2 separate regions of the Mus musculus genome follow, and region 2 is linked to region 1. The links are chromatin loops, found by intact Hi-C in ENCODE. Cell type or tissue: heart. All regions are shown on one strand. Links, peaks and the distances in the headings refer to the core of each region. The heading gives the core; the rest is flanking DNA.

Region 1 (16,484 bases), core at 6,048-11,047:
TAAGTGCTTCCCTCCCAGTTAATTACGTGATTAAAGAATGTGTGTCATAAGTCAGTGGACTGTGGAAGGAGCTGTCTGGCTAGCATCCCCCCAAAGGTGGAGGCTCTCCTTCATAGCTTAGGGTTATAGACTTTGTTACTGTGTGAGGAGACACTGTGAGCACAGACTGGTGGCCCCAAGGCAACTGTCTTGCATGTTTGTATATAACTGTTGTAAATTATTCAGAAAGGCCCAGTTGGCTGAGGGCACTGTGGCAGTTCCAACAGTTTCTCCTGTAGTGGTGTTTTGTTTATTTATTTGTTTGTTTGTTTGTTTGTTTGTTTTTCTGATTATCACATACTTACTGCAGGTCTGATGTAGCCTTGTTTTTGTTTCAACTCCGGTTATGGTCCTTGAAGTTCAGGATGTGAAGGGTCCTGTGATTTCAACAGCTGTTGCTTTTGAGGTCTATAAATAAGTCAGCCCAATGCTGCTCCCTTAGTCATTATTACCTTTAACATAGAAAATCTGTGGTTCTCCTTATACGTTTGTGGAACAATTCCTTATTTGCTTACCAGAGTTACAGGGTATTTGATCACACCGTGTGTATTATCTCCTGGGGGAATAAAAAAAACTTTCTAGTTGCGATGGGTATGGCTTAGCCCTTAGCACACACCTTAGTCCCAAACAATGAAGGTAAAGTTAGTTTGCATAAGGAAGCACCCATGATTGAAAGTGATGTCTAATTGAGTGGCAGACAAAGTGACAAATCAGAGAAAGGTTTGACAGAATAAGATGCACCCAACTTCTCACATGAAGAAGAAAGAGAAGCTACTTAACACAGAGAGAGAAAAAGAGGAGAGGAGGCAGTTTTATTGGGAGAACTTTACAGAGACAGGTAGAAGAGAGAACAAGCTAGGCACAGGTTAAGACCGCAGTCAGATTAGAACAAATTGTTAGAGTTAGCTTGCGGGTCAAGCAAAGCAATTCAGAAGAGGCAAAGAGAGAAACCAGATTGAATCAGTTAGCATGGAAAGCAGTTTTGAACCAGAATGGCTGAGTTGAACCAACCAGTCAGCGATCAGAAAGAATAAGAAAGGGTGAGCCTATTCAGCATTAAGTCTCAGACACTGAAAACATTTCTAGGCCTAGATTAGACTGTACAGAGGCTAGAAGCTTCCAGGAGTAGGCCCAGGTTAGCAGACTGAGGCAGTAAGCCTCGGAGACAATTACTTCAGAAGAATAGAAGTAACTTTTACACACCCACTCACATCTGACCCTGTCCCCTGCCTCTTGCTCAAGGCATATGAAGCAGGAGCTTTGGCAGAATGACAGGGAAGGCCCTGCTCCCCAGTTCAACCATGAGCTTTAGTGGCTTTGTCTGCAGAACAGATGTGACAGTGCTGTCGTGCACAGGGCCTCGAGTTCAAGTCCTAGTCCTGAACGGAAAACAAAAACAAGGCATCTGAACACCTCTGGGGCAGAGAGCTTGAGCCACAGGGGGATAGCCTGGGCTACAGCTCCCAAGCCCTCTGCACTGTGACTCAAGGCCCTTGTCTGGGAATGGGTGGGAGTGAAGAGCCAAGAAAGCAGCAGGTCCTTGCACTCAGGTGAGCAGACCTGAGTGGGTCCACTCATGTGGCCTGTGCTCAGCGGGAAGCAGCACCCCACCCTCCACCCTGGAGCCAGGGAAGTGTGAGCCGCCTCCTCCTCAGCTACCCAGTTAGGCAGTGAGTACCCAGACCGGGGTACAACCCTGCTATAATCCTTGGTAAATGTCACTTTTGTAAAACCAGGGTGGAATAAGGTGAGCTGGGCTCCAGCTGTGAGGAAGATACAAATAGGGAACAGGAAGATGGCAGTAGGCACCAGAGAAGATAATAGTGACGTAAGAGTTATTGGTGAATCTGTGGTGATCATTTAAAGACTATGTGTTAGAGTTCTCCTAGAGGAACAGAACTTAAAGAATGAAGTGTGGGGTGTGTGTCTGTGTGTCTGTGTGTGTGTATGTAATCTTTAATATATTTATGGGATCTATAATATAGTATTATATATAAACACATACTCATATATATGTGGGATTTATTAGAATTTACTATAATTTATAGAACTTATATAATCCAGTTCATGAGGCTGGGTGCCTCAGATGATCTTTAGTATAGCTAGAATCCCAAAAAGTTGCTAGCAAGCGTGAGAACAAGCAGGCAGAGACAGAGAACCTCCTTCCGTGTCCATTATACAGGCTGCCTGCAGGTGTGGCCTGGATTAAAGGCTAGTCTTCCCACCTCAAAGATCCAGATTAAAAGTGGGTCTTCCCACTTCAAATGATTAAGTCAAGACAAAATCCCTCACAGGTGTGCCCAGCGATTTGGCTTTTAGTAATTCCAGATGTAGTCAGGCTGGCGGCCAAGAATTACCACCACAGCCTATACCTGAACCAGCACAGAAGCTACTCAACTGAAGGTTGGGTTTCAGGAGAGAGAATGACTAGTCACGTTAAAGGAATGGGCTAGCTCAGTGAACAAAGGGTAGAGTGGCATATGGGGTATATCTCAAGCCACCTTTCAATGGCTGCTCTCTGCTCCCATTCTCAGGGATCGTTAAAGTCAGGCTGCATGGCTGAAGGGTAAGTTGTTCAGCTCCGCAGCTCCCACATATTTCTGTCCATCCAGGAACCTCAGCTCTGCCGGGGAGGAAGCACGAAAACAAATGCGCTCCTGCGAGGGGCTGGTGGACTCGCTGTTGTATGTGATCCACACGTGTGTGAACACTTCTGACTACGACAGCAAGGTCAGTACCCTCCCAGCTGCTCACCGCAAAACAGAGTGAGTGCTCGCTCAACAGCACAAGTTGGGCATGATGTGGCAATGCAACAGGCCTGGAACCATGGGTGAAGGACCTCACATGGGTCCCGGATCTGTGTGGTTTCCAGGTGACAGCCCTGAGCTCTCTTCCTAGTCTTAGCCACTGCCCCATCTCAGCCCCACCCCAGTTTCTCTGCACCCTCCTGTTTCCTCTTGTGACATTCTAGCGAATTCTGCCCCAGGGGCTGGGAAAGACCGCAAGTCCAAGCTGAGTATCAGGAGTCCCAAGGTGTGTGCCCGTGTGGTGTTGGGCTAGGCTGGGCTAGGAGAAGCCATTGGTAGATCTTGGGTCACAATAATGAGTCTGAGAGAGAAAAAAATAACTAGTCACCTGCTGGGGATGGGGGGGGGGTGTCTCCAAAGAAACAGCCACGTTTTTAGTTGAGCTCATTAAACAAGACCTGCAGATGACATTGAGAGAAACAAGCAAGTTGGGAAGGAGGACTTGCCAGGTGGGGCAACTCTAACCGTGACTTTAGACATCGGAGTTGGAATGACAGTTGTGCCCCCCCCCAGCCCCAATTAAAGATTTAAAGTATGGAAAAACAGATGCAAAAGACAAAATGTCAACAGAAAGATTAGGGCATTCCTCAGAGAAGGGAGACAGGAAATAGAGGGGCAGCAGAGGTAAGACCTGGCGATAGGGCTGCTTCCGGGAAGGGAGAAGGAAGTACTGGGATGGAGGATGGGAAGTCGTGGGAGGCCTCAGCATCTCCAGTGCCGTGTGGCACTGAACAGGCCTGGTGGATCTTAGTGTAAAGCCAGTCCACGCTTCACAGCTGCACCCTGGCCCTCAAGACTGGAGAGCAGTTCTCCTCCCCTTAGACGTCACATTCTAAGTCAGCAGTATTTCCTTCACGTTCTCCATTTACTTCCTGTTGGTGTGTGCAGTGCCGAGTCGTCTCATGTGATGTTTTTAATTACACACTGTGTTGGGTTTCAGACAGTGGAGAACTGTGTGTGTACCCTGAGGAACCTGTCATACCGGCTGGAGCTGGAAGTCCCTCAGGCCCGGCTGCTCGGACTGAACGAGCTAGATGACTTACTAGGAAAAGAGTCTCCCAGCAAAGACTCGGAACCAAGCTGCTGGGGAAAGAAGAAGAAAAAGAAAAAGAGAACGCCACAAGAGGACCAAGTTAGCATTTCCTTTTCTCTACCGTTTTACTTGTTAGAGAGTGAAAAGCTGTAATTTGGCAGAAAAGATTATCGCTATTTAGCTAAAACCCAGTCCAGCAAAATGCATGAGTAGCAGCCAGAGGGCTTACCCGTTTCCTTTCCCCTCAGCCTGTGCCATCTGTCTTTCAGTGGGATGGAGTCGGGCCTATCCCTGGACTGTCCAAGTCCCCCAAGGGAGTCGAGATGCTGTGGCATCCATCAGTGGTAAAGCCGTACCTGACTCTGTTAGCAGAAAGTTCCAACCCTGCCACCTTGGAAGGCTCTGCCGGATCCCTGCAGAACCTCTCTGCTGGCAACTGGAAGGTGAGATGTTTCCTCCTATACACATTTCTGTCTGTCTTTGTGGTCGGGTCAGCCACAGTGGGAAAAGGACACACTTGTTTATAGAGTTTGTCCATAAAAGGGAGTTATGCGGTCTGGGGAGGAGACAAGATGCCACTCTGGGCACCCTAAAATGAATATGATGAAGTTCCTTCCCTGAGAATCTGAGGTTGATGCGCAAGTGTTATAGTATCCACTGGGTCGGTGCTGTGTGATCCTGGAAACCGACTTCTAGGGTGGGCTGGCAGGGAAAAGGGGGAAGGGAGTTGAAGGCCCCTGCAGGATGAACCGAGCTCAGCCACCAGGGCCTAAGGCTGGGGTGGAGAGGAGGAGCTGATGGGCAAGAAGAACAGACAGGAGGGAACAGGCCTTGTGGTAGGAAAGGACTCTGGGCTCAGCAGGCTGCTCTGAGGCAAAGCCGACAGGACCAGACAGAGCGGCTGGACGCTGAGCTTCAGGAATGAGGCCTGACCCACAGACAAGGGGACTCTGAGGTTTTCGGCAGCTAAATAACAAAGACAAGCCAGTGCGGACACTGTTGGGTTACTTCTGTGGCTTTACAGGGGGTGAGGATAAGAAAAACTAGAGGCTGGGCTTCCCAGAAGGAGCCAGTGCCACATCATAATGAAAGAAGATGGGGACCTGGTTCTGAAAGTTGGGGTCTGGCAGTGCTCGTGGGAATACCCTACTTTTCTCAGGCTCCTTCAAAGCATAGGAAGTTTTGCCTTTTTATACATGTGCAACCCTGTGAACATGAAAATGGTTTCCTGTCATTACCACAATCGGAAGCAAAGTTTCTTAAAACTTTAGATGCCATCTTTCACTTTTCCCAGACAGTCCTTGTGTGATACAGTTTCAGTCACCAGAAACTTTCTGACAAATGGGTGACTCTTGTTTTGGCTCCTCATCCCACTCCACCCAAAATAAGGCTCTTTGGGACTGGATTCTCCATGACTGAGCTCTGTTAGGAGACATGGGTGTACACATTTCACTCAGGTGACTGACAGAGAATCTGTACAAGTTCTTGTGGCCTGATGTTACCTAAGCAATGTGGTTATTCATTTACTGTGTCTGAAGTTCTAACAGCTTAGTGCTAGGGCTGACTAAATTCACAAGAATCCCAGCTCCTGTGAGCCAACGTGGAGGAGCCCTGACCTCAGCAACTTCATCTGTGGGGGAAATGAATAATGTGCCCAGGTGATTGACAGCACTGAGCAAAATTATCAACGACAAGGACTGAAGACAGCTCCTGGCTTATAAGTATTTGTTTTGTAGCCAAAGAATCACCTGATGGTTAAAAGTGTAATAATTGAGACACACGTGATTGAGTTTTGTAGAATTTAAATCCCGGGATCAGGATGCTGATGTAAAGTACAAACGTAGTTAAGTAATTTTCAGTACCAGCAATAGTAGCTCAGATTCTCAGATCCTTGCGGCTGAGGAGATGGCCTAGCGCTTAAGAAAGCTCTCTGTCCTTGAGGAGGACAGGAGTCCGGTTTCCTGCACCACACCAGACAGCCCTCAGCTGCCTTTAACTGTAGCTCTAAGGACTCTGACGCCCTCTGGCCACTTTGGGTGCTCACATGTGCATACACAGATACACATAACTAAAAACTAAGAGACATATTTCTTATGTGTGTGATTCTATTTGTATATATTATATATTATAAATTTATATAAATATATATAATCATACACATAAGAAGTATATTTCATGTGTGTGTATACACACACACAGTAGAGGGGCAGCTGGGGGAAAGGCTTGCTGGGTTGGCCTGGCAGTCTCCAAGGGAACTAGGAAGCCATGTGTCCTGCAGCTTCAGGAAGCTGCGCACTACCCCAGTGCTTTCTGCAGTAGTGAGCCTGGTACTGTATCTCCTCCCTGTGGATTTCATTTGATTTGGAAGTTAAAAATCTATCATTTCATGCAGTGAATGTTAATTGTATCTTGAAAAGGCATTTTTTTCCTTTCATGTATATTATTAACATAATCTGTTAGAATTCAAGAAACTGGGCAGTCAGTCACATATTTTAACATTAACAGCAGTCTCAGAGAGCTAATGGGTCTCTGTCCTCATGCTTTGTCCACAGTAGGAAGATATCAGACATTACTTGGGCAACTTCTTTGACTTTTCCTGCTTTATTCTGTAACATTACCTTGTTGTTGTTTCTTCGGTAATAACTCAGTACTGCGTTCTCGTGGTGCACAGCGTGTAGCCAGCTAATGTTGACTGAGGATATATCTTGCATCCAAGCATGCTTTGCTCTGGGTATGCGTTATCATGCCTGTGTCTGTGGAGAAATCCCTTTCTTCCAAGTAAAGGAATTTTTTTCAGCAGTTTTTTTTTTGTTTGTTTTGGTTTGGTTTTTTTTTGTTTGTTTTTTGTTTTTTTGGTCTGGTTACCAAACTCTCAATATTGTTGCTGTGTGTGCTAAAAAATAAGTAACCCAGGGAAGCCAGGCTCCCCTCTAATGTGTGTAAGAGTCTGTCTCTGTCATCCTCCTAGCCTCTGGACCAGTGTGGGGCCAACTGGGAAGGCGCCTTCCTTACTCATGTGTATATATCTGAGAGGAAGAGTAATCGCTCCCTTTGCGTCCTGCACAGAAATCTGACAGGTGGTGGCTTGAGATCTTCAGGCTTTGAGGGATTTCTTTTTAAATCAGCCGTCCCAGCCTATCTATCTCCCGAACAGTGGCACCACTGATTTAATCTCCACTGGACAGAAAACATTTAATTTATTAGTTTATCTCTGTAGATTGCAGCAGCGCATGAGAGTGAAATGCTACGTCTTACTCACTAAGGCCTCATTTTCTCACCAGTTTGCAGCATACATCCGGGCAGCTGTCCGGAAGGAAAAAGGGCTTCCTATCCTTGTCGAGCTTCTAAGGATGGATAATGACAGAGTTGTCTCTTCTGTGGCCACTGCCTTGAGGAACATGGCGCTGGACGTTCGCAACAAGGAGCTCATAGGTGCGTACTGGTGACAGCAATGCTGCAAGAGAAGCAACCGTGGCAGCTGCAGAACTCTTGATTTATTAATGTATGCCCTTTAAAAGTGTCTACAGCTGAGCCTGCTCCTCCTTTCTTTGCATATTTGGATTCCCAGCTTTTCGACTAGTCTTCTTCAACAAGAGGCAGGCTCATTAATTAAACATGGACCTGTGAAGGTAAACTTCCAGAGAAGCCAGGGATCTCCAGTGAGGTCAGGCATATGTGACAGCGCCACTAGATGATGAGTTTGGTATCTCCAGTCCCTAAGAGAAGTTACATCCTGAGCAGCAAGAGCAAGAAAACACTTTCGTTTCCTTTTCCAGTATTTGTGCTCATATCTGCTCATCCACCAATACTATCATCTTTTAAGTCACAAAAAGAAACCATCTGAGCCCTGGGTAGCTTTCCCTCCCAGGTCTGTGTGAGTGCTCACCCCAGGGACAAACCGCTGTCATCTATGTCCATCCCAAGACCAGGTCAGGTTGGGGATGAGGTAAGGACTAGGCCACCTGTGCACTATGTGTTAGGCCTTTGCTCCTGTGTCACAGTCCATACATCAGCACAGGCAAAGAGCCAAGAATGAGACTGCCCATGCTTTGCGCGCCATGCGGCTTGCTGCTCTCCAGGCAGCCCTATCCCACTTTGATGGTAACAGGAAGAGGAGAGACACTCTGGGGGCTGGACCCTCTATCCTGAACCTGCTGCTCACTGAGCTCATGACTCAGAGTGTCCTCTATAGCCTACTGCTTCTGGGTGGAAATCGGAGCTCCCTCCAGGTTCTGAAAGGAAGCTGGTAACAGGGTCACTGTTAGAGGAAATAAGAAATGAGGAAATACCCTACATCTGTTAACACTCCATGCCAGCCCCATGGCTGATGACGTGGGGATGCATGTTATTTTATGGATTTGTGTGAGTTTGGACCCAACTTATATTAAAATACAATTATACATATACACATACATAATACAATTATATTAAAACATAATAAAATAATAGAAAGAGGGAGGGGTAAGAGAAAAACATTAGCGAGAATGAGAGTATTATTTAGCTTTAAGATTAGCCATGATCCTGGCCTGGTGGAGCAAGCCAGTAATCACAACTACTTAGGAGGCTGAAGCAGACGAGTTCAAAGCCAGCCTGGCCTACAGAGTAGGTTCAAGTCAATCTGCAGGAGTGAGACCCATCTCAAGATAAAAGGAGAGCTACAGGTTAGCATCATGGTGGACTGCTTATATAGCACTCACAAGACCCTCAGGTCAAGCCAAGTCCCACTACTAAAGGAGAAACTAAACATTAAATGGAGTAATGTGACAAAGACAAGGCTGTCGCACCTTGGTTGGCAGAAATGCCACTTTCAATTATTATTGTCCAGATGAATGCTTCCTTTCTTTTGAGGCAGATCATCCCCCAAGAAAGGGAGTCTCACTGAGCCTCTCTGTGGCCCCTGCCCAGGTCCCATACTTCTTTCAGAGCAGTCCTATTGAGACTTGGAAGTTATATCCATATTCAGAGTTTCTTATGAAAAGATATATACTCAGAGTGTTTCTACTCCAAAAAAGAAAAAAAGACCTAACTAGTCGCATGTCATCATACATTCTGGCCGTCTGTAGCCCTGACTAGTCGAATGTCATCGCACATTCTGACCGTCTGTGAGTGATCAGAGTCACCAGAGCTGATTGTCCCCAAGCTCAGGAGCTACATTTATCCAGTAGGCTTCCAGCGTCACCACTGTTCCGCGCTCCCAGCCACCTCTGCTCTACCCAAGCTTTGCCTATGATAAAGACACAGTCACCGCTGCACATAGACCCTGCTCTGATGGGAGCCCTGGCTAGCGCGGCCTAAGAAAATATTTACTTTGGCCTTAATTTCTGTTGTTTGTAGTACATTTATCCCACATTGTCACTTGGTAATTGGAATTGAAAAAGCTAGAGATAACCTGTTTGGAGAGGAGTAGGGGAAGTTGGGTGTTTATAAAGAATTGCTTCCCTTGCTGAGCCTGCCTCAGCCGGCACCTCACTGAGCCTCCTCGAGATAATAAACCTGCAGTTTCAGTAGAAGATTTTTTTCCTTGTATCTTTTAAGGAAACAATAGTTAACTGCTGATAACAGATCAGCCAACAGAACCTTCAGCTTTGTTCAAGTACGGGACTGTTCATAGGTGACTCGACAGACTAGACCCAGAAAGACTTAATGAAAAGTATTTTTGACAACCTTGGTTAGTCCAGATTCAAAGATAAGTTTTGTGAAAAGCTTTGAGTGGCAATTGCATTTTGATACACTGGAATTAAGAAGAGCATTTCTGCCCTAAGCCTTCATTACAGACATGACTGCAGAGTACGGACCGCAGCCAGTCCACTCCTCTGAGCACTTCTATACACTGATTTATATTTCTTTCAGCAAGTGACAGTAGTGTTTTATAAAGGAGTCATGAAGTTTTGTTTTGTAAAAGCCTTCCTATTATAAGGATTTTCAACAACAGTGATAAAAAGCTGATGCCTGTGAAACGATGACCCTAGTCGTGTGCACCCGGCAGGTAAATACGCCATGCGAGACCTGGTGAACAGGCTTCCAGGTGGCAACGGCCCCAGCATCCTGTCCGATGAAACCGTGGCAGCCATCTGCTGTGCTCTGCACGAGGTCACCAGCAAAAACATGGAGAATGCCAAAGCTCTGGCCGACTCGGGAGGTATAGAGAAGCTGGTGAACATAACCAAAGGCAGAGGAGACAGGCAAGTGTGAGGGCCTGGGGCCTGGGGTGAGAGAAGGAGCCATGCCGGAAGCGGGGATTTATTTCTGTTTCTCACATGTTGTCTACACCAGCTAAGACTTGTAATGGTGTGGGCTGCTTTTTGTCATATGCGGGCATTTCCTTTATTATAGTGTGCCTCACTCCTTCACTCTGTCCTCTGAGGTTACTGTAACAAAATACTGTGGGCTAGGGAGCTTATGAACAATAGAAGTTTATTTCCCACAATTGTGGCACCTGTGAAATCCAGGATCAAGGTCCCAACAGATTTTATGTCTGGTCTAAGTCCCTTTCCGGTCTTAGAGAGAGTGAGCTTTGCCCTCACATGGAACAGTCTCTTCCAGGTGACTCTTCTCAAAGGCTGCCCCTCCCAGCACTGCCGCTTTGAGTTAGGACTTGTACTTAGGAATGTTGGAGAGACTCAGGTGTCCAGGCTGTAACCATCCCTAAAGCTACATTTGTTCATGTCCGCTCCTAGAAGAACCAAAAGCACCAGGGTGGTGACAATCTTAGGGCCACTGTCGCCTTTGCAGTTTGGGCTCTGTTCCATGCCTACAGCCTATTCTGCAAGAATGTCTTTAAATCCTCACTTTTGAGATTGATTCTGCTGCCAAGTGCCCAGAGAGCATGAAAACCAGCACTCCGCGTGAGTGCTCTGGGCTCAGTCCCTTTGCTTTTGGACGACAGTAAAAGATGAAGCAGCACCAGTGGGCAGAGAAGATCGTAGCAAAATAGAGGTTTCTTGTCGCGGGGCTGCAGCTGTGACTAAATCTGCCTTAGTGTCAGATCAGCGAAATGGAACTGGGAATGCCAAGTACCTTCTTCAAAACGTAGGTCAGCAGCGCTCTCCCATGCCCGCGCTCTCCCATGCCCGCGCTCGCGCGCGCATACACAGTTCCCACTAAGTTCTCCCTGGCACTGACTGTTTTGAGTTGTCTGCTAGCATCTCACTCCCAAGGTCCTGGGACTTTGTCCCTTATCTGCTGTTGTATCCTTAACAACAAAAGCTTGGTCCTGGTACATGCATAAGGACAATTTATTAATCAGCTGAATGCCAATGCTGAGTTTGACATTACAGCTCTTCAAGTCTTTCCAGTTGATACCACTGAAGGAATTCTTAAAGTATAGAAACAGTGCAAAAAGCCATCACCTTACCCACGAGAAGCCCCAGCTGTCAGCATAGACAGCGTAGCACATCGGCGTTTTTATTTATTGTATTTTTAAATTTTCATTAGTAACAAATGCATACAGTATATTTGTTTGTTTTGATTATTTTTTTTTCTCTTTCAAATAAGGCCCCATCGTGTAGCCCGGGCTCACTGTGTAGCCCGGGCTGGTCTCAAAATTCATAGCAGTCCTCCCAACTCAGTCTACTGAGTTCTAGGATTACAAGAGTAAGCTACCTGCCCTGCCTCTGCTGTTTTGTGCTCCACTCACTGCATGTCCGCGTGCTGTCCCGGTACAGGCTTACAGCAGTGAGTGGAGCACAAAACAGTGCTCCAGGGCTGAGGCAGACAAGGCGCCCAATGAGTAACAGCAGCAGAGCCTGGCAGATGGCACTCACAGGCACAGATGACAAACGCAGAGAATGCGGCAAGCATGTCAGGGAAGGAGAAGTGTCAGGGAAGGCCTCCTGGTGATGGCAGGAAGCTGACCTGAGGGAGGAAGTGTGTGGGATGAGGGCGGGAGGAAACTGCGCCCCTCTGGGGCAGAAGCATGTGAGCAGAGTCCAGCAAGAGGCTGCCGGGCGGGCGAGGAAAAGCAGAACATGGTGCAGGAGGAAGAAAGGGAGTTTGGGGGAGCAATAGGACCGAGAAGCAGTAGGACCTTATAGTCGGTTCTCAGTCTCTGAATGACACCAGAGCCTCTGGAGAGCAGTGAGCAGAGGAGTACCATGGCCAGTTTCCCACACGCACACTGAAGGCTAGGGTGCAGTGGCTGCGGTGACGTCAGCAGCATTGCTGATGGGGTTGAAAAGCAATTCAACAGGTTTTACTAATGAGTGAGCGGCAGGAGAGGAGAGGATTGTGAATGACGCCAAAGTGGTTGTCCAAGAGGCCACATCTAGGCAGGGAAGCTTATGGGAGGACCGTCCTGAGTTTGCTCTGGACTTGGGTGCGTGGGGATAACTATTAAACATCCAGTGAGTGTGTGTGTGTGTGTGTGTGTGTGTGTGTGCGCGCGTGCATGAGTGTGGTAGGTCAACAGGAGAGAGGTACAAGGCCAATACTCAAACTGGAAAAATATACCTGGGCGGTCAGTCAGCATTTAAATGGCTCATTTATAGAAGTGAAGGTTGACAGGTATCAGGGAGATTAGGACCCCAAAATAAACGCAGAAAGGAGCAGCCAGAACCCGGGAGCATGTGGTAACTTGGAATCCAAACGGAAGGAGATGACGAGAGTTAGGCTGGAGTCAGAAGCCCTGCTTACTCGGGTAGAACAAGCTTGAGGCCTGACCATCGGATACGACAGTCATACAGAGGCTGTGAATTGAAGAGGAGATGGGATGGGAGAAATCAGAGGTGTGAGTGGCTGCTTTCAGGGGCTTCTTGTGTGCTGCAAAGGTTAGAGGGCACTCTTGCCTTTCCCAGGATTCTGGTTCTGCCCACAGAATCTGGTAGCCTCCATCCTGCTCCTTTGGCTGCTGGTTTGCAGCCTGAGTCTCTCCATGCTACCTGTGTCTTCATTAAACCGCATCTCTCCCTAGATCCTCTCTGAAAGTGGTGAAGGCGGCAGCCCAGGTCTTGAATACATTATGGCAGTACCGGGACCTCCGGAGCATTTACAAAAAGGTAACAAACACCCAAGGGTAGCTGCGGCTCATGGCCTGATGAGCGATCCTCATAGCCCGAGTTCCTAATTGCAGTTAAGTGCTGGTTTTCATTTTGAGCTGTCTCTTTTAACTCCACAGGATGGGTGGAATCAGAACCATTTTATTACACCTGTGTCCACGCTAGAGCGAGACCGATTCAAATCACACCCTTCTCTGTCCACCACCAACCAACAGATGTCGCCCATCATTCAGTCAGGTCAGTGTGCGTTTGTATGACAAAAGATTGTATGTGCGCGCGCGCACACACACGCGAGCGCGCACACACACGCACACGCGCACACACACACACACACGCGCACACACACACGCACACGCGCACACACACACACACACACACGCGCGCACACACGCACACGCGCACACACACACACACACACACGAGCAGATTAAGCATGTCACTTCAGCTCTGCCCATCTATCTGAGAGCATGCTTTCAGAGTCGCACGCTGTTGTAAACAGCCACTATCTTTCATTTGGAAAGAAAAAACTGCTTACATCAGCTGCAGTGCATTAAAAAAAGAAAAGAAAAGCCTCCAGGGCCAGCCCCCACCTGAATGCTGCTTCCCCACATTGGGGAAGGGGCCCTGGCATTGTATCTGACCAGTTGGACCAGTAACCTGATGCAGAGTCCTGGGAGGTGGGGAGTCATTGAAGATGTACTGGCTGACTAGGAATGTCCTCTCTGCCAGCTTTGCATAAGTTTTAAGTCTCCTCCTAAGGAGCTGCTGCTGCTGCTTTGTGTGGAGTTTTGTTTGGTTTTGGTGTTGGTTTTTCCTTAGTTTTCTTGGTGAAACTTCTTAGGAACAGGCTTCTAGAACATAGGTCATTGGAGCTTTGCAGTGGCACCTCCCAGTCGCCTGGCTGCTTTGCAGACCCGCACCCCCACACCCTTACACCACCCAACCAGCCACCCTGATGTGGCCTTCTAGAAAGTTCCTTGGATGTTCAGCTGAGACGCTTGGCAACTGCTCCACCCACTCATTTGCAGAGCTCAGCCGAATGCTTCATGCTATGACTGCCGAGTCAAACAGTCCTGTAAACTTAATTCTTACCTGCATGAAGCAGGAAAAATGACGCTTCTTACTTTGATTTGGCTTAAATCCCACGTTCTGACACATATATTATCTGCTGTAGACAGCGGTGCAGTTTCTGACAGTCCTATTGCTCATGTGGACAAATGTGGACAAAAAGACTGATGCCCATGCCCAGGGGCTCCCGCCACGGAATTGGATGTCTGTGTTTGTGCTAGGAGTTAACCGCTGTCTGCTTTATTTGATGATTTCTTTTCTTTCTTTTTTTTTTTTTTAAAACCTTGTTTACACCTACTGTGTATAACAGATATATATGTCTTGGTTTAAAATTACGAGCTGTGTTATTCATCAAGAATTCTGCTTGGTTTTGCATACATCCTTTTATGAAAATATTCAGCATGCCCGTCAGGGGGAACAGGAGAGGTGGGTGGCTGCCAGCCATGGGCCTTCAGTGCAAGCACAGAGTCGTTTCAAACAGATCAGCACACAGCTACTGTGCAATGGATTTGCCACTGGGACCTCAAGCAGAAGTGCTGGTGGCCCCGCCCTGGTGCTAGGTAGCCCTCTGTGTTCCACTTAGAGGGAAGATGTGTGTCGCTCCTGTCTCCCAGCTGTCTAAGGGCCGACCCTCGTCACTTGGCACTGAGGAGGGATGTGCTTATAAGCATGTCCCCTGCCTCCTTAGTGTCTTCACAAAGGGAAGCTGCTGTCTTCTGTCCTGCCATCTTCCCAGAAGTGAGCTGGAAGTGACACAGACACACAGATACGCATGCTCAGCCCGCCCACCCAACAGCACAAGAAAAGAACTGCCCTGCCAGGGCCCTCAGAAGGCGTGGCTGTGCAAAGCAACAGGGCCAAGGCTGGAGAACCACTGCTTTCAAGTGAATTGGGTAAAGATATGGCCTCTGGTTATTATTATTACAGACCAGACTGTTAATGGGGAAAGAAACACCTCACATTACCTTCCTGGCCAAAGTTTTAAAAATAATAATAATAATTGTCCAAAAGGGGACCCAGGAGTAGATGGCTAGTCATGGCTAGTCATTATCAGCTGTGTGGCCCAGGCTAGCATCAGAAGTCACCGGGGACACCGGGTTCACATGATCTCCTGACAATAGATCACCGTAGAGAAGCATAAGTGTTATTTACTGGGCACTTCTAGACACACTAGACCAGGCCAGAAATTAAAACACACTATAAAACCTGCTACCAAACATCTGTACATAAACGATGGCAGATAGTTTATAAGCAGCTAAACTATGACCACAAAATAGAAATAACTCTTGCATGGCTCTTAAGTTACTCTAGATGGTTCCAAGGTGGGTCAAGTCCCTGGATCCCTGCTGCCTGCTGCCTGCCACCCCCTACCCTGGGCTTCTAGAGCTGGCTGCTTGCTACAGCTCGGCTGTGGGCCCAGGTGTCACCCTTGCTGGGATAGGAATGTAGGGTGTGTTCATGGTCCTGGGGTCTGGCTGCTCTTTGTCCTCAACACCTCTCAGAGCCGGTTTTACTGTGGCATTGCTAATAAATAGCCTTTGTTTTCCTGGAGCACTTTCCAGATTTGCTGACAATCTGATTTCTCTCTTTTCCCCTCTCCTTCCTTTGCCTCTCCCTTCAGTTGGCAGCACCTCTTCCTCACCAGCACTGTTAGGAATCAGAGAGCCTCGCTCTGAATACGATAGGACCCAGCCACCTATGCAGTATTACAATAGCCAAGGGGACACCACACATAAAGGCCTGTACCCTGGTAAGATGCCAGTTGGGTGTGTGATGTGATACCTGAAGGAGTCACCTCTCTGGGTGGCTCAGCCAGTGTCCTGGGAACAAGCCTATGCTTATGTCAGCTCGGTCGTAGCAGCAAACCACCCCATTCCTTCTCCGCTGCTGTCAGGATTGTTGCCCTCTCTGCTTGTCTTAAATAAATCGAGCTAATATAGTTATACGATGACCACAAATTAAAGAGAGGGCTTAGCTCTGGTGATCATTTCTGGCTGCCCCGGGTTCCAATCCCTTTGCTCTTGTCCCCCTTCTGCTCTGGCAAGAGTCCCTTGTACATCAGAAGTGAGGGTCCCATGTGGCTTCTCCTGAGTTACAAGTACTCTCCAGACTGGTTCAGCTCTAAGTTCACACTGACTGATAACAGTCTAGTCCCTTGGGGGAAAAGAGTTTGAGTGGATTGTAGAATATATCATATGATAGTCCTCAAGTGTGACTACCTTTAAGAACAAAAATATTATTATAGTGTTAATACTTTTATATCCTGTTCAGAAAGATATGCATGAAAAATATTTTAATGTTGCTAGCCCAAAACATAGTTGGTCCACTCTCAAAGATTTAGGGATTAAAACTACTCCTGAGGTTCCAAAGAAGCCATGAGCTACTGCAAAAGAAAAAGTATGTTTTCTTCAACAAGAAAGAAAAGAAAAGAGATGGCAAATAACCTATTTATTAAAAGGAAATAAGCGAGAGCTGCCGGCAGCTTAACTGCAGCAGGGGGAGGAGTCTGAGTTGTGCTGTTGTCTTTGAAACTGTGATTTTGCA
Region 2 (16,484 bases), core at 5,906-10,905, 97 kb after region 1:
TCCATCCTCAGGCTACAAGGTGGGGAGCTGGAGAGCCGCAGGTGATATAAGATCCCTGCCTTAGCCGTCATGGCTTTCCTGCTTCAGGAGGAGCAGATGGCATCGTAATGGCCTGTGACTATTGTCTATTTCTTTAAGCACCATGCAAGAAGAGCTCAGCTCCCCCTTTGAGGCTACAGTGTGCACTGAGTTGGAGAATGGCTCTGCTGATACATTCCTACATATATCCTCTCCTTTAGAAATTTTGCTTCTTTGTTTCCTCCTTCCTGTGCAGAAGGACATGAAGGGGGATGCACAACCCTCTGTTTTTGAGGTGAGGTGAAGAGTGTGGTGACTGGCTAGTGCCACACTGCCGCTCACTCTATGAAGAAAGCAGTAAGGCAAATTGTATCTTGGATATTCTAAGTTTCTGGGCTAATATCCGCTTATCAGTGAGTGTTTATCATGTGTGTTCTTTTGTGATTGGGTTACCTCTCTCAAGATGGTGGCCCAGAAGCTCAGAATACCCAAGATACAATTTGCAAAACACATGAAGCTCAAGAAGAAGGAAGACCAAAGTGTGGATACTTCGCTCCTTCTTAGAATGGGGAACAAAGTACCCATGGAAGGAGTTACAGAGACAAAGTTTGGAGCTAAGACAGAAGGAAAGACCATCCAGAGATTGCCCCACCTGAGGATCCATCCCATATACAACCACCAAACATAGACACTATTGCATATGCCAGAAAGATTTTACTGACAGGACCCTGATATAGCTCTCTCTTGTGAGGCTAGTCCAATGCCTGGCAAATACAGAAGTGGATGCTCACAATCATCTATTGGTTGGAACACAGGGCCCCTAATGAAGGAGCTAGAGAAAGTACCCAAGGAGCTAAAGGGGTCTGCAACCCTATAGGAGGAACAACGATACGAACTAACCAGTACCCCCCAGAGCTGTGTCTCTAGTTGCATATGTAGCAGAGGATGGCCTAGTCAGCCATCAATGGGAGGAGAGGCCCTTGGTCTTGGGAAGATCATAAGCCCCAGTACAGGGGAATGCCAGGGCCAGGAAGCAGGAGTGGGTGGTTTGGGGAGCAGGGCGGGGGGAGGAAGAGACTATAGGGGGCATTGGGGATAGCATTTGAAATGTAAATGAAGAAAATATCTAATAAAAAATCATGAAGATGAAAAAAAAAAAGAAAGAAAGCAGTAAGGCAGATCGTTTCTGGACTCAAATACCAGAAGGTGTGGGGAAGTAGGGTGGACTTGCGTGCTGTAGGAGTCCTCAGGTGACATTTAGAGTTCTGTCTGCCACCACAGATATTTATCTGCTATGACTTGTTCCCCTAATTAGTAGTTCTCATAACATTTTTATTTATTTTTATGTGCATGTGAATCATATGTGTGCAGTGTTCAAGGAGGCCAGAAGAGGGCATTAGAGCCTCTGGGACTGGCATTACAGATGGTTGTGAGCCGCCATGTGAGCGCTTGGAACTGACTCTTGGTCTTGTGGAAGAACAGCAAGTGCTCTTAATCACTGACTCATTTCTCCAGCCCTCTTTAACTAGTAATTCTTGAGACTTTACATTTGCTTAATGCAAATGTCTGTATTGGTGTTGTATTTAACATAAACAGTTATAGGTTCCACATTATGTCTGCTAGTCATGTGCTTTTGTGTAGCAGCGGCATCCTATCCTGCCAGTCACCTAGGAAGCAATGCTGGCTCCAAAAAGTAGAATATTGCAGCTAGTTAGATTTAAAAGTGTGTGTGTGTGTGTGTGTGTGTGTGTGTGTGTGTGTGTGTGTGTGTGTGCATGTGTGTGTTGTATATATGTGAGTTGCATATATGTAGTATAACTTGCCATTAGTACTTGCCCAGGTCACAAGGCAGTCTAAATGTTGCTTATAGTCCATTTGTCCTCAGGTGGAGGGGACAAGTGACTTTGCTAAAAGACATTGGGACAGTTGATCATCCTAATTGTGCTCTTCTTGCCTCTCCCAGATAAAGGGACGATGTCACCAAGAACAAAATGTGGATGACAGTTAAATCACTATGACGAATCTGCTGGAGGAGAGTTAGAGACATGGGTGGGCCATGAAGTAGGAAAGGACTCCCTGAGATGTCAGCTTCTTGTCCCCAGAAGACATTACAAGGAGAAACAGCAGGAAGGTATATGAAAGCAGGGTATCTGCCCATTGCTAAGAGGGGAAGTGTGGGATCCAGGGACCTATCAGATGTTACGTAAGCCCGCATCCACTGAATGGGCTTCCTGCCTTAGGCCTCTCCATCCTTAGGGATGAAACAGGTACTTTTCCTTTCTGTTTGTTGGTCTTCCATCTTTCCTGGTCTATTTTTCGTCCATTCCAGGAAGTGAGCTTAGCATTCCCCTAGATGACCACCAGCACCTGCGACATTGTGAATGAACAACATCCCTTGGAATGGAAACAGAGAAAAGCAGGGCCTGCTTATAGATTCTAACTATAGCTGAAGATTGAATCAAGTTCCTAATTTTAAAAAGCCTAAATTAATCCTGACACCTACGGAGGAAAATTGATGCTAACCTGAGAATGGTCTGAGTGAGACAGAAATTTACATTTCCTTAGTTTGGGTGATCAATCCCCTAGAGACTTCCTATTAGCTAGACCGTGCTGAATTCTGTCAGTCGCCATGAGACAGAACCGTGCTCTTAGCAGATGAGGCTCTGTGCATTCTGCCATCATCCATTCAGCAGAATAGAACTCAAGACATCCACAAATGTCACACGCGCCCCTGCAGCTGGATCAGGGCTGTTCGGCTCATTGTTGGAGGCCTGTGGTTCAGCAGGGGCAGCTTGCCACCCGTGTCCTTTCCCTCTGGTTGATCATGAGTAAGAGAGGCGGATGTGAAACTGCAGACATAAGTAGAAGGAGGGAGAAGGGCCGTGAAGAAGCTGTGGAAACGAGTTTGGTGATAGTCATTCATAGGGGTGGGCAGGCAGGAGACAAAAGACTTCAAAATGGCTGCCATCTAAAGCAGTCTCAAACATGCTCCTCACTGATCTAAGACAGTCTCACTCAGGTTCCTCAATGTATGCCCTTTAATAATTGTCTTAGGTAGGGTTTTACTGCTGTGAACAGACACCATGACCAAGGCAAGTCTTATAAAGAACAACATTTAATTGGGAGTGGCTTACAGGTTCAAAGGCTCAGTCCATTATCATCAAGACGGGAACATAACAGCATCCAGACAGGCATGGTGTAGGAGGAGCTGACAGTTCTATGTCTTCACCTTCAGGCTGCTAGCAGAATACTGGCTTCCAGGCAGCTAGGATGAGGGTCTTAAAGCCCACACCCACAGTGACACACCTACTCCAACAAGGCCGCACCTTCTAATAGTGCCACTCCCTGGGCTGAGCATATGTATGCAAGGCATCACAATAGTCATTTAGCAAATGTGCTGTGTGCATCCGGCATAAGTGTAATCCAGGCAGCCTGCAATGTTCCTGAGCTTGGAGTGGAGCACCCCAGTCTCTAATGACATCTTCATATAGACACACCCCCCTTCTGCTAGGGATGCAAGACATACTAGACACATCCTCACCTCAGGCATGGTTATGTGCTGAGGAGCCCAGGGTTAGGGTTAGCATTCTATCTTAAAGGGTCAGAGTTCAACCTATAGCAGTCTTGCACATGCACTTTTGGGTCTTCATGAGCAAAAGGAGACTAATGACAGGGCCAGCCTTGGCAGACCATGAGCAGTCACAGTAGTGCCTACGTGAAGCTATGCAAACGGTGCCTTCAATACAGTCATTGACTCGTAGAATTTGAAATTTTTGTCATATTTTGAGATGCTGTTTACCTGTCACCGCTTCTAGTTATGGTTACTATGGCTGGGATTCAATGCCACGACCAAAATCAGTTTGCTGAGGCAGGGGTTTATTTTCCATAGTTTAGTTCACCGCCTGAAGGAAGTCAGGGCAGGAACCTGGAGGCAGGAGCTGATGCAGGGGCCATGAAGGAATGCTGCTTACTGGCTTGCTCCCGATGGCTTGCTCAGCCTGCTTTTTTTTTTTTTTTTATAACACCTAGGACCACCAGCCCAGGGAATAACACCACCGAGCTGGACCCTTCCACATCAATACTAATTAACAAAATGCCCTAAAGGCTTGCCTACAGCCTAAACGTATAGAGGCATTTTCTCAAAGGAGGCTCCCTCCTCTCAGATGACTCCAGCTTCTGTCACGTTGACATAAAAGCTACAATGTTGACTTTATTTGCCATATCTTAAAGAAACCAGACCTGCTGCTGGCCCAATAGGACTCCAGTGCAGTTGCTGAAACCATCATAGCTGGAGCCTACTGACCGTGCAAAGCACTCTGTTCCAGGCTTGTTGCCCATTGTCCACTTTTAGCTACCCAGGAATGTTATACCAGGCTTTGTACTGCTGTGCTGTTTCTACCCAGTGATCTGTCAGATCTCATCTAAACAGCACCTCTCCCGTGAGTCTGCCCTAACCTCCGATTAGGAGCTACTGTGTTTCAGCTCTGCCTGCAGGATGTAATGTTGCTATATGGTTCATGCGCATTTGCCTGTCTAGAACCTCCCATTCTCCAGCACTCCGGACCTGTATACTACCGTGTGTCCACAGCAACTACAGTGCCTGGAAAACACTCATATTGCCTGCTCAAAAGCCATCCCTTATTTAGTTAACCTAACTGAGCCCCGGTTTCTCTCTGGTATCAAGAACTCCAAAAGATTACAGGGCAGATGTCTTACAGTGAATCATCAATTGTATCAAATCCCTAGAATATATAGCACCTACTCTATGCCTCCCGCTCCTCTGAGGTCAGAGCCGTGCCTGAGGCTTTCCAGGAAACTTCTTACCCCAGGGATATTTACTTTCCAAGGCACTGATATTGGCCATGTTGAAGATCTACTGCCGCGACTCTAGGACATAAAAAGTCTAGAGTTGCTGGAAACTTGGGAGTACGCACGTGGCCCAAGTGGCCATAGTACCAGGGGTGTAGGAATAAACGTCAACCTGATGAGGATGAGAGAGCCAAGGTATGGAGAGCGCTTAAGTCCCTGGTGACCTCACCAAGACCGCACCACTCATTCCTAGCACCGCCCCCCCCCCCCCCCGACTCCTGGAGAGAGGTGACATTCACGATCCTACCTGTGTCATGGTGGTGTTGTTACCTCATAGTGATAATATCTCTCTCAGAGTCAATATCCTTTTCAATATTGTTTGGTTACATCATGTTTTCTGTCTCTTGAAGGTACACATATCTAACCAATATTGAAGTTACACATATCTAACCAATACAGGCATTAGGAAATATGTCTTTTGAATGAGCAAATGAAGAAAGGGAAACGGCCCCCTTTAATGTGTGTCATCGTGTGAAATCTTTCCAATAGCCTCGGACCTGGAAGCTGCACCATTAGAGCCGAGAAAACTGGACCCCAGAGAAGACCCTGCCTCCTATCCAAGGCCGCAGGATTAGGAAGGCCAGAGCTGAGTCACATTTAACTGCCGCGCTATCTATCAATTTACTATCTTTAGCATCTCAGTTCAGACTTTTTATCCATAGCAGAAGGTTCTCCTTTGAAGTTTCTTTTTCTACTTCCTACTGACTTCATTTTTTCTTTCTTTCCAGTGTTGGGGATGGAACTGAGAGCCTCCCAGAGTGTAGGCAACACCCCCCTGCTGAGATGTACCCTTGACCTCCCGTTGACCTTTCGACCTGCTACCTTAAAAGTCAGCCTCCTAATTTTGACCTTGGGCTGATGGGCCTATATCCATTTGTTTCTAGTCTACTTAATTCTTCAGCGTCATAGCTACCCGTGTCTTCTGACTAGGAAATAGCACCCACGCTTCCCCATGTCTGAGATCAGAGTCCCCACAGTGCTCCAAGGAACTTCAACGAAGATATATTCCCATGCCACTCCATCTCTCTACCTCCCTCATGGCTCATCAACTTTGCCTTGGCACACATCCAGGTTGACCACGTGAGCGTACTATGTTGGCAGGAAGCCTGGGTATAGTGGGAGAGGCCTCAGGAAGCATTGCCATCTTACTGTGAGACCCGAGTAGATACACGCAGGGTACACGTATATGCTTTTTAGCAAACCTAGAAAGAACACCACTCTGGCACAGCTTTCTTCCCCTGGGTAGGAACACAGAGAAACCACGGTTTTCTCTCTACTGGCCAGAATGTCTGCTGCTCACAGCCAGGACTTCATAGATGAACGCTGTAGAAAACGTCTTAGCTGCACCCAAAGAACTTCAAGTGTTTTGCTCTCGCTTCTGAAGGAAAACAAACAAATAAACAAAAAAAAAAAAAAAAAAAAAAAAACCGGCCCTGGTAGTCAGCAAAGCTCCAGAAAACTGGCTGTGGAAGGTATCTTGTAAACTGGAAATCATCTGCCCTCTAGTGGTCATCTGCAGGAAGTTCCAACCCGAAAACAGCCAGGACGGAGAAGGCAGAAAGAGTGTGTGACAAAAAGAGAACCCGTAATAAGTCGTCATGGTGGGAAGCCACCATTCGTTAAAAACCAAATATAGGTCACGAGAGTAAAAATAGACATCCGAGCTTTTCACAAACCCTAGCAGGTTAGATCAAAGTCGCCCTGAACTTAGCACTTGGGTGGCATTCCAAACCCAGAGAGTACTGAGCAGGAGAAAACCTACGCCCTGGGACTCCTCCCAGGAAGGGAAGGCTGTTGTGGGTGGGGAAAGATTTGATATGAAACTACATCAGAGGAAGTGTTTGTTTTTATTGCTTCCTGAGAACTGGGAAAGGATGAAAGAAAGTACAAGAAAGGCAGATAGAGGAGGGCTGCAGGTTCTCCAAACGTGAGCTGCCCGCCCTGATTAGTCTGCAGTGCCCAGGACTGTTGGGTGGGGTTGCTTGGTGAGACTATTCAGGACGGTGGAAGAAGCTGTTTCCCCATTGATGCAGGACTGAAAATAGTCTAAAGCACACGAGGAGAGACGCCTGGCCTGAAAAATACTTCCTGGAGCAGCCTAGGGGTCAAGGAGGGGCCTAGGAACCCATAGAAGTGATGGGCAGCGCCCCTGGCCATTAACTGAGTCAGACCTATTTAAAACAAACTTATGCCAAAGTTATAGACACCCTCAAGGTGGAAATCAATTCGTGGGGCCTGTGGGTGCAGCTTAGGGAGAAGGGTTGCTTGTACAGGAAATAAAAGACCTGAGAGGAGCGCATGTTTAGACCATGGTGTTTAGAAACAACAACCAGACTTTGTAGTAACCCCTGCCCGAATGCCAGCTCACATAATAACAAAACATAAGAAACCTTGGTGATGGCCCATGCCAACTCGGACGTGAGGAACTTAGGGTCCAAGGACAGATCTGTGATCTTAAAAGAATGTAATGAGCTGTTGGCATTCCTGGGGTGCAGACTCGATAAGAAACTAGATCAGAAAAAGGGTTTGTTTGTATTTCTTCTGCCCACAGAGGCAAAGGAGGAAAAGAAAAGCCAGAGCCCAGATGAACAACTGGAAGCTGGTATGTTCCTGGTCAATGAGGTGAGCAGCTGACCTGGGCTTCACGCCCTGGTCCCTCATCACAGACTACATCCTTCTCTTCTCTTCTCTCTCTCTCTCTCTCTCTCTCTCTCTCTCTCTCTCTCTCTCTCTCTCTTATGGTGAAATAGCCTGAGTTGACAGAAGCTGCTGTCAAATGCTCCTCTCTGACCTAATCTACAGCCTTTCAACTAATGCCAGAACCAGAGCCCTAAAGCTGCCAACACATCTGAAAAAATACTTAACTCTTTGTCTGAGGATCGGACCCAGTTGTCCAAATAAAGTCCAAATAACGAGCACAGTGAAGCTATTCCGTGTATTTTTCATGTGTGCCTGGGAACAAACGTTATAGTCCCTGCCGATGAGATTTCTTTTCTTCAATGGTATTGCAGGGCTGCAGCTTCAGAGCATGCGCAGTCTGATGGGCGAGCATGCTGAGAGCCAGGTGAGGTTTTCTTTGTCTTCACTGCGCTGGGTACGGAACCTTCCTGGCATCTGTTGTGAATGGGGCACCAGCAGTTAGGAATCAGGATCTGTGTGCTTATTCCGTTTTACAGCAAGTGGCAACAGAGGAGAAGAGACACAGCCCTGCAGGGTACAAGTAGCCACTCTCTAGCCTACAGCACAGCACACCAAAGGCACAGTTTCCGCAGAAGTCCTATGTTTTTCATATGATGAGCCATTCAGTTAATACCAAATGCCGTTTCTATCAGTCTTACTTCTTTTTCTCCAAGCAGAGCAGAGAGAATTTGGAGTCCTTTGCCTTGTTTCTTCAATAAAAGGAAGACATAGATCTATATCACTTCTTTTGATCAGAGAACTCAGCATTTCTACCCACCTGGCATCTTCTTTGTCTTTGATTCATCACTATAAACTCAACAAATAGTTGTATTAGCACTACCAGGAAAGGTAGGGACGTGTGGGCTTGTTTCTGCTCACCACAAGGGGGAGCCATTGCGCCCTCCTGGTTAGTCATTCCCACTACAGTACCTAAGGTCAGTGCTGGGTCTACACCTGTGCCCTCACTCGACACAGCTTGGAGTGGCCCGCTGTAGCAGCAAAACAAAAGTAGATGGAGAATCCAAAAGGAGTGAAAACGGGTGCTCAGGGGAAAAAAATGCCTGGAATGATGCACAATCATAGAACTATTTACAAGAGCCAAGAAATGGAAACAGCACAAATGCTTGTCACCAGTTGAAGAGATAAACAAATGATAAGATAGACACTTGTCGGAATATTACTCACTCAGAAAAGAACTGTAGCTCTGAACTATACACAATACATGGGTAAAACTAGAAAATACCATGCAAAGTGAAAGATGATGAAGACGAAGCTTTTATCGTATAATCTAATACACCTGAAATAGAATATATAAGTTATATAGATGCACTATAGACTGATGACTTTGGCTAGGGACTAATTGTTTAGTGAGCATAAGCTTTATTTGGGGATGTGGAAATCCTGGGAACTAGGTAGAGATGATAGCATTGTGTATAAGCCATGGGATTCCTTGCTTTACAATGATAAACTTTATGCTATGTGAATTTTATCCCAATAAAATTTCTTTTCAATAAACATTGTTGAGTGATGAGTTAGACAACAGGTGTCTGGGATCAGGACATTGGGGTCTTGACAAACACCCTAGAAGGGAGACATTTGAGACAACAAACACGGTGTACAATAAAGAAGCAGTAGGAAGCCAACAGTGTGTGAGTGGGGGGTGGGGGCGAGATGCCCCGAGTTATCTGGTGTTCTAGGGGAATGGGACATGTAGGGACAGAGGACTGGTGGCCAGAGTCACTGACTGAGCTGGTCATTTCCAGATGCTTGGTGTCTTATTCAAAGCATTTTTTCCATAAACACAGATCTAACAGGGAAATTTTATTTAAAGCAAAGTGACAGTTTAAATCAGAGTGACAGTGGGCCACCTGAGTGAGGGCACTCAAGGGCCCTGACTACCATGTGGGGATTCTTCTAATGCGGTTTGACAGAAGGTGGAGCTAGGTTGCAAAGTGGCGTAGCTTGGGCAGTTCTGTTTTGAGTAACAAATTTGAGTTATGTAAGTCTCTGCTTACCATGCATGTCCTTTCCCATAATGAATCTGATGGCAGCCCTACGAATGTCCAATTATGCACAGGCACAGGGTGGGAAGCAGGAGACTCTCCCAGAGAGTTTGCTTTGAGGACAGAGTTGGCCTCGGAGCACTCAAAACCAGTTCAGGCCAGATCAGACGGTCTCTCTTGGTTTCAGGGCATGTTCCAGGACATGTTTGAATAGAAATAGGGCATTACAAGAGGCTTCTATGCGGGGTAATTTATTTCTGTTGTTTAAAGCAGGTGACAGTTTGATGCAAGTGGGGCTCCTATGTGCTAAAAGGTTGCTAGGCGTGCTGATCAGGGAGAGATGTGTGTATTGTACTTATATGTAAGCATCTCAGGCTGCCAAGAGCATTATTAGAAGGATGTGTGTATGGTCCAGACAAGCAGAGTCCCAACAGAGGACAACAGAGTCCCAACAAGGATGTGTGCATGGCCCAAAACAAGCGGAGTCCCAGGTTGCTAAGCTATTCCCTATACTTGTCTGTCTCGTGAACAAAAGCAGCAAACATCTTTTTTTTTTTTTCAAAGAATGGCAAATGGATAGTGAATTTATTTTCATTAAGGACGTATCCTGTAAAAGACAATTCTAAGCATTTACACTAAGGACAGGAACTCCCCAACAGAGGAACCACCCAAATCCTATATAGTTTTGTTTGTTTGTTTTTTAATCTTGCCTCAAGTTTATTTGTAAAAACAGAATAAGACACTGGTCATCTGCAAATAGTGTGTGGGTAGGTGTGTCCCAGCAATTCATCTGTCTTCACATTGGCAGTAGAAGCCTTTTCTACGGGGCCTTCACAGGGGGCTGGGCACCTTTGGGAGCCCGAGCTGGAGCAGAGGCCTGGGCTCTAGCTTGAACTTTGGGCTCTGGTTGGCAAAGCCTACAACCCTTGCCTACATTCACAACTGAGGGTGATGCTAAATTTCTGTTAGAGATTTCAGTAACGAGACTTTGCGGGTCCCAGCTTCAGAGCCGCTCCGTTCCAAGCTTGCATGAGAGACTGTGGGGCAGTCTAGAGCTCTCAGGCTGCTGTTGTCTGACAGAAGGACTGGAAACCACGAGGCCAACCCAGGCTATGTCTGTTCACAACAAGGCCGGAGACTTGGGGCTAGCCTGAGAGGTGATGTCACGTGACTAAGGAAGGGTGGGATGAGTGCTCGATAGGAGAATGTGAGGGTAGATTTCAGGACACAAGTTAGCAGGAGAGAGCTGCCTGCTGTGTACACACATGCAGCTTGGATGGCAAGGCTCATCATGCATTGTCTGAGGTTTTCTCTTCACAGAAGGAGGCAAATAAGGGCTACTGAGCGGATGAAGCTTGTGGATTACCAACAAAGAAGAGGTTAATGGCAGTCCTGTTTCCTCAAGGATGCACTGTTTGTTTGTGTGTGTGTGTGTGTGTGTGCGCACGCGCGCGTGCACACATGTGGGAAGGATAGAGATAGCATCTACAGGAAAAAGCTTCAGAAATTGCTCTTACCTGGCACGTAATGGGAGGGGGGCAGGGAGACAACCCCATTCTAAGTGATATTCCATGTCTATTCATTCTACCCTAACAAACATAAGGCAAGACCCCCCATTCTCCCTAGGGATCCCTAAATTATTAAACATGCTCCTTACTCTCCCTATACTAACCCTGGATCTCTTCAGCACCTCTCCCGTGGGTCACCTGTTCCTGCTCTAATCCCTTGCCGTTAATAAATTGTACGATGCAAGTTTCATCACGCCGTCTAAAACCCGTCACTTTCAATTTGGCCTCCCAATCCTGACACCTGGCTCCAGTGACCTTGCAGGCTCATCCTTAGTCATCCCACTATCGTACTTTATCTCCCAGCAGGAACAGAGAGAGCTTTAGGGCTCAAAGTTTCCCTGAGCACGCCAGGTCCTCTCCATCTCCATCGCCCTGGTCTTTAACTGGTGTCTCTGCCATCAGACCAGAGCAAGGACTATGCTTTGTTTGTGTGGCTATAGTTTCAGCCTAGTACTTATTGGTTACATGAATTAACATTTGAGCACACATTAAAACTTGCCATGTAGGCCTCGTGTCATCTGCTGGGGCTGCTGTTGCAGGTGCCACAGATGGGATACAACAGAAATTTATTTTCTCATGGTTTTGGACGCTGGAAGGACAAGATCAAAGTTTGGTCAACGAGTGTGGTTTCTCCTGAGGCCCCTTTCCTTGGCTTGCGAACACTGCCTTCTGACTATTCTCACGTGGACTTGTCTCTGTGAGTGTATTCCTGGTGTCTCTTTCTTTGTGTCTAAAGGTGGCACCAGTCATATTGGGCCAGGACCCCAGCCTAATGGCTTGCTTTATCTGCAAATATAGCACACAGTAAGTACCAGGTATAGGTACTTAGGTGTGAATTTGGAGAAGCACAATTCATCCAATAGTAGGTCTGCAGCAGTCTAACAAATTAAATGGTGCCCCGTGGTGATGTAATAGCTTCAGCCCCTGTAGCCTATGATGCCCTCTAGGTATAAAAAACACAAGACAGAGAGGTTGCATTGACACCAGCTCTCTTCTCTCACCAGCTGGCTTCCCCAGAGCAAGGCTGAGGCTGTTGGGTGACTTTACATAATCCTTCTCAAAAAGTTTTCTTCTCAAAATGGAAGGAGATCTACTTGAAAGTAACCTTGAACCCAATCAGAAAGTGACCAAACAGCTATTAATCACCAAATTAGAGACACCACACATCACCAGTGATCACCTGAGAGCAGAGTCACAGCAGGTACCACCAGTGTGTCGTCCTTCTGAGGCCTGAGGGTAGGGTTCTGGGTTCCAGCTGTATCTTGGGCTAGAAATGAGTTAGTGGTCCTAAAGAAAGAGACCACTATTCCAACTGAAGTGTCAAAGGCAAAGTTCACTCGTGGTCTCTGAGGCCTATTCAGGAAGGCTAACACAGAGATGGGAAGTGTACTTGGTTCTCATTCTAACTCACAAGATGGCTGTCTTTTCCCTATTGGTTAGGATCTGACCTCACAATGCAGTTGGCTAGTAAGAATCACCACACAGGAAATGAAGAATCACCCTTCCACGGCCATCAAATTCCTAGACTAGAATAGTGCGCCTTTGTGTGAACAAAGGTTTCACTGGGTAGGAAACATTAAAGCATTTATGCAAAAGTCTTACAAGGTGGGAGAGATACGAGAGTCTAATCCCCTGTGCTAAACAAAGTTTTGTAGTATTTGAGAGAAATGAGTCATATTTGATAGTTCATACACTAGTATTACAGGAGTCCCCGTCATAAAGATTAGCGGCGAGTCCAATCACTTGCCTGTATTAAGAGAGAACAACATAAAATACACAAAAAGCAATTTATCACTTGGCCATAACTAGGCAGAGAGAAAATCTCATTCTGTCCCTACCTGGCCCTGACATTACAGGAAATCTGCATACGTAGATTAAGATATTAGATATTTAGGTTAGATATGTAGATTAATCTGTGGGCCAGTTACTAAACTGGGAAATCACCCCTCCCATGATGTGGACGGTTTCTTAAGCTAGTCCTGTGTGTGTTCCCAGCATGGCATTTCTTTCAGGGACCCTAACCCCTGGACTTCATTATATCGTGGGTAACTTCTTCAGCACTGATGACTTTGTGTGCAGGGACAGAATGTGTTACAATTAGTTAAAGTTAAATGAGGACATGGGGTGGGGACTCCAAGGGAACTGGTGTCTTGTAAGCAGAGAAAGAAGCCAGTACCCCCTCCATCTTTATTCCCACCCAGAAGAAAGGCTATGTGCGGGTGTGGCCAGAAAGGGGCTATTTGCAGCCCCAAAGAGTGTCCTTGCCAGAAGTTGCCCTTGATCTCGGATTCCTTACTGCACTGGGGAAAAGGTAATTTCCTGTTATTTAAGCTATGCCATCTGCATTATTTTGCTAATATGGAGTATAAGAAATGTGAAATTCTAGCTCCTGGCCCAGTCCTATTGAATGAGAACCATGATGACAGGTTGATTCATGTACACGCTACCATTTAGGAAGTATGGTCCTCAAATATAAATTGTTTTATAACTTAATTCCGCTCTTCATCCAATAAGACAAATACCTGTGAACTTCAGTAGACAGTCAGAGAAGCTGAATTCAAAAAGTAATTCTTTTTTTTAAGATTTATTTATTTATTATGTATAAGTACACTGTAGCTGTCTTCAGACACACCAGAAGAGATCCCATTACAGATGGTTGTGAGCCACCATGTGGTTGCTGAGAATTGAGCTCAGGAACTCTGGAAAGCAGTCAGTGCTCTTAACCACTGAGCCATCTCTCCAGTCCCTTTAAAAAGTAATTCTATGACACGTGTAAGGAGCCATTATCCTAACAGAAATACCCACTTGGAGTAGACAGCTGAGACGTGGACCAGACAATCACTGCTCTTTCTGTCAGGCTCTGGTCACCCTATGTCATTCTTCCAGGGCTAGTGAGTCACAGGGCTCCATCGGGGTGGACACGTGACTGAGTGCTGGCTAATTGTGGTACTTCATCACCCTTTCACCGTTACTTGTCAAAGTCTTTGATCAAACGGGGAAAGAATAAATCTATATTTGGGGGGGGGGGGATAAAGGCAATGGCCTCACATTTGTGATATAAGGGGTCAGGAGATCTGAGATGGACTTTGCAGAAGGAAGATCGTTCAACTGGCCAGAAGCCCCAGAGAGGTCAGGGTGAACCGTGGAAAGGCCTAGAAGTCATCATCACAGAAATCTTGTTCAGAAGAGAGGATATAGTCTGGAGAAGTAGCCCCTGTAAATGCCAGAAATTGTTCAGAGACCATTGACAGAGGAATATGTCAGAGAGAGACATGGGGCGAGGGGGGGGAGGGAAGCAAGCAGCAGAGGTCCTTTATAACTTACTTAGGACAGCAAAACCCCTCACACGCCAAAATTTCACGTGGTACAGGTGGGAATAAAACAAGGAGGCCTCCAGCAGTTTAATCCCCTTAGGACGTCTGGGCCACAAATGCTAATCTTGGATATTCTGCCTGACAGCTGACTCTGGACCATCCACAAGAGAAGCAGCACCTGCAGTTGCCAAAGCCGATAACAATCATAGCAGAAAACTTCCGCCAATCCCACGGTGTTCACTGAGCCAGGGACCTTCTGGGCTTTTTGTTTTTCTGCCAAATTGGCTGTGCAGAGCTGTCCCCTTGCCAGAAGCCCAGCCTGTACCTCTCCAGTTACCTGGTAAGATGCTGCAGACTCCACAATGGGCATACAAAGGAATGGAGAACATGGCTAGGGAGTCATAGCATAGGATCAGTTAACACAAGATCCTCAGTCATAACTCTGGATCAGTTAACACTAGATCCTCAGCTGGGTTCTCAGGCACGGCTGAGGTATAGAACTTCATCTGAGCACACACCTACCAAAAGTGCCTGTCTGTAATCCTTACACTGGGGAGACTAAGGCAGCAGAAGTACTGTGAGTTCAAAGCCAGCCTGCGTGACACAGTGAGTGAGTTCTAGGCCACATAGTGAGTTCTAGGCCAGCCAGTGCAACATAAAGAGACCTTATGTCCAAATAAAGAAAAAAGAAAGAAAGAAAGAAAGAAAGAGAGAGAGAGAGAGAGAGAGAGAGAAAGAAAGAAAGAAAGAAAGAAAGAAAGAAAGAAAGAAAGAGAGGAAGAAAGAAAGAAAGAAAGAAAGAAAGAAAGAAAGAAAGAAAGAAAGAAAGAGAGGAAGAAAGAAAGAAAGAAAGAAATGAAATTACATAGAGAGACATTTTCTATAGCAGTAATAGTAAGTAATAAAAGTACATATGCATACAATCACCTATTTGGATCTTCTTTGTCTTCGTGTGTGTGTGTGTGTGTGTGTGTGTGTGTGTGTGTGTGTGTGTACACCATGCTGGGCATTGAGATGAGGAGAGATCTTTTCTTTTCTTTTTTACCTAAATAGGAAACAATCATATTCAATGAAGTATCAAACATTATAATCCTGCTTAACCTGAGCCAAGCATCCTGGCTGTAAGTAGGTTCCTCTACACCATGTCAGGACAAGTTTCTAAGGAGTGGCTGACCAGGAAGGTGACACCCAGCTCCAGAGCCCCTCCCTAGCACCTTCTTTCTATCCACACCATCAGGTAGGAACTTGTCTGGAGAGTATGTGTAGGAGAAAGAAAGGCGTCACAAGAGTGGGAAATATGAGAGTCATTGGCTCCAAAGACACTTGTGAAACAAGACCAACTCTGGGTTACTCATCATGTTTACAGGGAGAATTTGACACTGTTTGCCCAGCCTAACCCGAGTTTATCACTCAATCTAAGCTCCCATAGAGCTAGTAAGCAGGCCAATGATCAAATCTGAAGCTTTGAAGGGAGGTGGATGCATGTTCTGACTGCTTTCCTTCTTCCAGTGAGAGGTATCCTCAGCTGGAGAAGGTGGCCTCCTGCCAGGCTGCGGAGGACTATCAGCCTGTGGAGAACCACCAACCTATGGAGGACCACCAGTCTATAAAGGACCACCAGCCTGCGGAGGACCATCAGCAATTAAAGTTATTTCCTGAGCACTTCCTCAGGAGAGTTTGAAGACCCCTGAAGAATCAGAATAACTATTCAGAACATCATTCATAGAAATAAGGGTAAAATATTCCCATTTGGGAAATTTAATTGAGAAATTTCTTTTAAAAAAAGTAAAAATCAGTTTGGAAACAATGTCTCCCATCCTACATGTATAATGCTATTTTGTAGCTGTTTGTAAGAGGAAACCCAAACTTGAAAAGTAGTTGGTTCTTGAACATCCAGCCATATCATGGGGCCAGCAGCTCTGCCTAGAACACCTCCTTCAGGCAGGAGAGACTGGTAAGGATTGGGCCTCTTCATAAGATCCTCCAGTAAAACAAGGTGCAGACAGCCAAAATCAGGATCAGCCAAACTTCCC

The links. A loop is a pair of places that touch in the nucleus more often than their neighbours do. Peaks named below come from ENCODE experiments on the same cell type or tissue, not always from the same donor. Only the 100,000 strongest peaks of a DNase experiment are listed, where the experiment ranks them.
Region 2: a loop joins it to region 1, with 2.1 times the contacts of the local background. A loop is called at or near these places in 5 of 42 quality-filtered maps.

Annotation. Positions count from the first base shown.
Region 1 is chr2:59,334,933-59,351,416 of GRCm38, forward strand. It overlaps Pkp4 (plakophilin 4), which reads left to right. Exons shown (of 22, transcript NM_026361.2): 13 at 2,652-2,769; 14 at 3,787-3,978; 15 at 4,149-4,322; 16 at 7,161-7,311; 17 at 9,866-10,061; 18 at 12,788-12,872; 19 at 12,992-13,109; 20 at 15,562-15,690. Among named protein-coding and RNA genes, the nearest start is that of 5330411J11Rik, 44 kb to the right of the region's middle. In heart, for the core only: no CTCF peak of the experiment used is centred there; a DNase peak (open chromatin) is centred at 8,079.
Region 2 is chr2:59,432,189-59,448,672 of GRCm38, forward strand. No RefSeq gene overlaps it. Among named protein-coding and RNA genes, the nearest start is that of Gm46743, 20 kb to the left of the region's middle. In heart, for the core only: CTCF peaks have their summits at 6,410 (motif pointing left) and 8,445 (motif pointing right); DNase peaks (open chromatin) are centred at 5,973, 6,523, 6,643, 8,493 and 1 weaker place; H3K4me3 peaks cover 330 bases.